Linked DNA regions of Homo sapiens: region 2 is linked to region 1. Evidence: chromatin contacts called from ENCODE Hi-C or POLR2A ChIA-PET data. All regions are on one chromosome and are shown on one strand. Each heading gives the region's core, a stretch centred on a gene start or an enhancer-like site at or near the end of the contact. The rest is flanking DNA. Distances are from core to core; before and after follow the strand shown.

What was found. A loop is a pair of places that touch in the nucleus more often than their neighbours do. ChIA-PET counts read pairs that join two places held with the same protein, here RNA polymerase II (POLR2A). Pooled maps may share reads with other maps.
Region 2: a loop to region 1 is called in a map of CD4-positive, alpha-beta memory T cell, with 4 times the contacts of the local background. The contact joins the enhancer-like site here to the promoter of EBF4 in region 1. A Hi-C loop is called at or near these places in 1 of 168 maps with a recorded cell type or tissue (CD4-positive, alpha-beta memory T cell) and 7 of 50 pooled maps. POLR2A ChIA-PET finds 5 or more read pairs at or near these places in 1 of 52 experiments (naive thymus-derived CD4-positive, alpha-beta T cell).

Annotation. Positions count from the first base shown.
Region 1 is chr20:2,691,321-2,694,060 of GRCh38, reverse strand. It overlaps EBF4 (EBF family member 4), which reads right to left and starts at 1,281. Exons shown (of 17, transcript NM_001395167.1): 1 at 279-1,281. The coding sequence starts at 415. LOC105372507 (a long non-coding RNA gene) reads left to right here and starts at 1,441. Exons shown (of 3, transcript XR_937210.3): 1 at 1,441-1,995; 2 at 2,597-2,721. RefSeq lists an enhancer at 1-110.
Region 2 is chr20:3,116,763-3,119,531 of GRCh38, reverse strand. All of the region lies in intron 3 of UBOX5 (U-box domain containing 5), which reads left to right. The region is part of intron 5 of UBOX5-AS1 (UBOX5 antisense RNA 1); the gene reads right to left. Among named protein-coding and RNA genes, the nearest start is that of UBOX5-AS1, 11 kb to the right of the region's middle. Within about 2 kb of position 1,436, at least 8 of the 41 ENCODE cell types and tissues checked have a DNase peak (open chromatin) inside an H3K27ac peak, as active enhancers do.

The DNA of each region.
Region 1 (2,740 bases), core at 32-2,531:
AGACAGCCCGGCTGGGGTGGCGTTCACCGCCGCACCCGCGAGCGGCCGTCAGAAATCTACCGGGGCAGCCCGGAGTGGAGGCAGAAGCCCCGCCCCAGCCCGCCCCACAGCCTCAGGAGGCAGCACAGGCACTCCGGACGGGGTGGGCCGGGGAGCTCGCCGGGACCGTCCAGAGTTAGGGCTCCTTCCGCCCCTGGCTCCAGCAGCTCCAGCAAGCTGAGCTGAGGCGGCGCGCAGCCGTCCAACCCGAGCGCACCGGGTCCGGTCCGAGCGCTTACCTCTGCGCCGCGGTGCTGGCGTCCAGGATGCCCGCGCCCTGCATCCAGGAGCGCACTGAGCCCAGGCCGGCGGGCAGCAGCGGCTCCTCCTTCAGGTTCAGCCCGCTGCGGGGCAGAGCGTCCTGCGCAGGGAACATGAGGGCGCGCGGTGAGTGAGCGCCCCCGCCGCCCCGGATCCGGTCCCGCTGAGGCTGCGGGCGTCTAGCTCAGCCCGACCCGACGGCACCAGGCGCCTCCAGCAGCGCAGCGCCGAGTCCGGGTGGCTCAGTGCGCGCTCGCCTCTTGGGCGCTCCCTCGGAGAAAGCGGGTCCGCGGGCGCCGGCGCTGTCCCCTCCCCTCCTGGGGCGCTGGGCGGGGAGATGGAGGGATTCCCCCGCGGCCTGAGCGCTGGCGGGCGGACTGCGAGCGGGGCGGGGAGGGCGGGGAGCGGAGCCCGCACCCGGTCCGCGCGGAGGCGCCCCAGAGGCGCGCTCTGGCGGCTGCCCGGGGCCGCGGTCGTCGGAGGGGGGGCCCGAGCGCCCCGGGAGCTGCCTCGGGCAAGGCGGGGGCGCGGGGCCGCCCGCCCTTTCCCCCTCGCCGCCCCCACCTCCCGCCCGCCCGCCCGCCCGCGGCGCCAGCGCGGGGCGCTGATTACCATCCGGGAGGCGGAGGCTGCGGGCGCGGAGCTCGGCGGCGGCGGCGACAGTGGCGGCAGCGGCGGCAGGAGCAGCAGCAGCCGCGCGTCCCGGGGAAAGGCTGGGGCCGCGCCGGGCCAGCAGACGCCGCCGCCGCCAGCGCCAGCGCCCCGCGTGCCCCGGCGTCCCGGCCCTGCCGTAGCCCCGGGCGGCAGCACCTGGAGCAGCAGCAGCAGCAGCCCGGCCGACTCCCCCCGGGGCCCGGTTCCCGCGCCGCCCCGCCGCGGCCGCCGCCGCCCGCCGCTCCCCGGGGCCTGGCCTCGGGCCCGGGCCATCCCGCCGCCGCCGCCGCCGCCGCCGCCGCTCCCGGGGGAGCGGTAGCCGAAGGGAGGGAGCGCAGGCGGGAGGAGGGATGTCGGGAGCGGGCGGGCCCAGGGGACGGGGGCCCGGGGGAGGCGGGGGCGGGGCGGCGCGGCCGGCCGAGGGGCGGCCGGGGACGTGACATCATCGGGGGAGGAGCGGCCGGGCCCGGGCCGCGGCGGCGGGGCGGACCCTGGCGAGTCGGTCGCCTGGGCTGGGGGCTGCGGCCTGGTCGAGGCCGCGGGAGGGAACGGAAGAGCCCGGCGGGGGCCACGGAAACCCGCGCAGGGAGGATCCGGGGCCGCGCGGCGAGGGAGCCCGGCCCGAGCGGGAGGTGCGCGCCCCGCTGCGCTCGGGAACCTCCGCGGCCTCCCCGTCGCCGCCGGACGAAGCCCCGGCGTCTTCGCGGCCTCATCTCCCTCCCCCGGCACCCGCCGTACTCTCCGCGCCCGACGCCTTGTGCCTGGACTTGCTGCTCATTTTGACGCCTCCGAGCTTTCGCTCTTGACGTCTTTCTCCCGCGTGACTGTACTCCCGCATTTCCCCGGCGACCCTGACCTCACTTTCACCCCAGCTAAGGACTGAAACGTCCCTGCCGTAGGCTGCGGCCCCAGACAAGCTGGGCGAGGTCCCTGCATCCAACCATCCCGATTCCTGATGCTGGGTTACCTAAGCCTAAAGCATTTTCAGTTTCCATCTGTGCCTTTCAGGAACCTCCTGATTTCTGATTGCGAGTTGGACAGGTAGGCTCAGAGCCCAGCTCACCTCCTGTTTCTCCCCAGCCGCGTCCCGTCTCAGATCCCATTCCTTTTTTTTTATTAGTTCCTGGCACAGAAGTCGTCTGGCCCTTGACCGTGGGGCAGAGACATTTCTGCCCCTCTCCCCACGTTGTCCTGGCCAGGCTTCGAGCAAGCCCAGACTGAGTCCAGCACTTTCCTGCAGAACAGCATGGGGGCCACCTGCCCTGCCTGCCATGTTCACGCTCAGACACCCCTGCAATAACACCTTCCTGCTCCAACTCACTCCCATCCTCTTCTGGGGGGCCTCCAAGTGTGAGTTAGCGTTCTGTCACACATTGGCCCAGATGAGGCGTCCTGGGGGCACTGCTGGTTCTCCTGCCATCACAGAGGCCCTCTCACCTCCTTTCCTGGTCTCTTTACCACCCCTTCTCTCTATGCCTCTCCCCATCACCCACAGGGGGCTGCCATTCCCACCAGGACTCCTTCAGGTCTCAGCTTTTACCCTAGGTGGGATTATCAAACATGGGTTTCTCCTTAAGACAATTCTTAAGCCAGTCTCTTTCTCCATCTCCTGATCTGCCTCTCTAAATCTTGCTTCTCACAGTGTGGTCCCCGGACCAGCAGCATTGACATCACCTGGGAGCTGGTGAGGAATCCAGACTCTTAGGCCCTGCCGGGACCTGCTGAATCGGAACCTGCAATTTACCAAGACCTGTACACACATTACATGTGAGAAGCCCCCCCAGAG
Region 2 (2,769 bases), core at 187-2,686, 430 kb before region 1:
TCTATTGCTAGGTAACAAATTACCCCAAAACTTACTGGCTTACAGCAACAAACATTCATTGTCTCATAACTTCTGTGGATCACAAATCCCAGCGTAACTTGGCTGGATTCTCTGCTTCAGGGTCTTCCAAGTCTGCCATCAAACTGGTGGCTGAGGCTGTGGTCATCTCAAGGATCAACTGGGGAAGCATTTACTTCTAGTCTCACCCACATCATTGTTGCAAGATTCAGCTCGTTGATGCATTGTTGGACTGAGGCCTCACTTGCTGGTTGGCTGTTGGCCCAAGGCTGCCCTCGGTTCCTTGCCTTGTGGGCCTCTCCATAGGGCAGTGTACTGTGTGGGAGCTGTGCGTTCCAGAGAGAGTGCACAGACGAGGGAAATCCATCTTTTAGAATGTAATCTTGAAAGTCACACTCCTCACTTCTATTGTATTCTTATTTTTCCCAAGGTATTTGTTAATTGCTTATTTATAATATTAAGAGAAATGATTTCTTAGCCTCCATCTTCATATTTCTTAGTTCGAGAACACAGATCAGTGACAAACTTCTGTGTAATTCAACCTAAATAATTCCTTCCTTCCTTCCTTTTTTTTTGAGATGGAGTCTCACTGTGTCACTCAGGGTAGAGTGCAGTGGTGTGATCTCGGCTCACTTCAATCTCTGCCTCCCGGGTTCAAGCAATTCTCATGCCTCAGCCTCTGGAATAGCTGGGACTATAGGTGCGTGCCAACACGCCTGGCTGATTTTTTTTCTTTTTTTTTGAGACGGAGTCTCGCTCTGTCGCCCAGGCTGGAGTGCAGTGGCGCGATCTTGGCTCACTGCCAGCTCCGCCTCCCTGGTTCACGCCATTCTCCTGCCTCAGCCTCCTGAGTAGCTGGGACTACAGGCGCCCGCCAGCACACCTGGCTAATTTTTTTAATACTTTTAGTAGAGACGGGGTTTCACTGTGTTAGCCAGGATGGTCTTGATCTCCTGACCTCATGATCCACCCACCTCGGCCTCCCAAAGTGCTGGGATTACAGGTGTGAGCCACTACACCTGGCTGATTTTTGTATTTTTATGAGGCAGAGTCTCACTCTGTCACCCAGGCTGGAGTGCAATAGCACAATCTTGGCTCACTGCAACCTCTGCCTCCTGGTCTAAGCAATTCTCCTGCCTCAGCCTCCAGAGTAGTTGGGATTACAGGTGCCCACAACCGTGCCCAGCTAATTTTTGTATTTTTAGTATAGACTGGGTTTTGTCATGTTGGCCAAGCTGATCTTGAACTCCTGACCTCAGGTTATCTACCTGCCTCAGCCTCCCAAAGTGCTGGGATTACAGGCATGAGCGATAGTGCCCGGCCTGTTAATGGTTTCTTTTTGTTTTGTTTTTTTGGAAACAGTCTCCCTCTGTCGCCCAGGCTGGAGTGCAGCAGTGACGCAATCTCTGCTCACTGCGACCTCTGCTGCTGGGATTTAAGTGATTCTCCTGCCTCGGTAGCCAAGACTACAGGCGCACAGCACCATACTGGCTAATTTTTTTTATTTTTATTTTTATTTTTTGAGACAGAGTCTCATTCTGTCGCCCTGGCTGGAGTGCAGTGTCGCAATCTCTGCTCACTGCAACCTCCGCCTCCCGGATTCAAGTGATTTTCCTGCCTCAGCCTCCTGATTAGCTGAGATTACAGGCGCTCGCCACCATGCCTGGCTAATTTTTGTATTTGTAGTAGAGATGGGGTTTCGCCATGTTGGCCAGGCTGGTCTTGAACTCCTGACCTCAGGTGATCTGCCTGCCTCAGCCTCCCAAAGTGCTGGGATTACAAGTGTGAGCCACCACGCCCAGCCCTGTTATTTATTTATTTATCTATATAGTGACGGAGTCTCGCTCTGTCGCCCGGGCTGGAGTGCACTTGTGCGATCTTGGCTCACTGCAACCTCTGCCTCCTGGATTCTAGCAATTCTCCTGCTTCTGCCTCCTGAGTAGCTGGGACTACAGGCACATGCCGCCACACCCGGCTAATTTTTCGTATTTTATTAGAGACGGTGTTTCACCATGTTGCCCAGGCTGGTCACAAACTCCTGAGCTCAGGCAATCCACCCGCCTTGGCCTCCCAAAACTCTGGGATTACAGGCATGAGCTACAGCGCCTGGCCCCTGTTAATAGATTTTAATGGTTCTGTTTGCTAGTGTTAGGATTTTTGTATTCATTAGTGGGGTTGGACTGTAGTGTGTGTGTGTGTGTGTGTGTGTGTGTGTGTGTGTGTGTGCCATCTTTGGTCAGGTGTCATTGATGATTTTTTTGTTCCATAGAAAGAATTTAGAATTTTTTCTTTTCTGTGCTGTGGAACAATTGAATAGTATTGGAATACCCACTCTGCCTGTCTAGTAGAAGTCCTTGTGATTGTCAGTGCTTGGTGCTTGTGGAGGGTAGCTCTTTGACACGTTTCCTTTTTTTTTTTGAGATGGAGTCTCGCTCTGTCACCCAGGCTGGAGTGCAGTAGTGTGATTATGGCTCACTGCAACCTCTGCCTCCTGAGTTCAAGCGAATCTCCTGCCTCAGCTTCCCGAGTAGCTGGGATTACAGGCACGCACTACTACGCCTGGCTAATTTTTGTATTTTCAGTAGAGACAGGATTTCGCCATGTTGACCAGGCTGGTCTTGAACTCCTGACTTCAGGCGATCTGCCTGTCTCAGCCTCCCAAAGTGCTGGGATTACAGGTGTGAGCCACTGTGCCTGGCCTGGCAACCTTTTCTTTTTCCTTATGGAAATTATTCTGTTTAGGTTGATCAT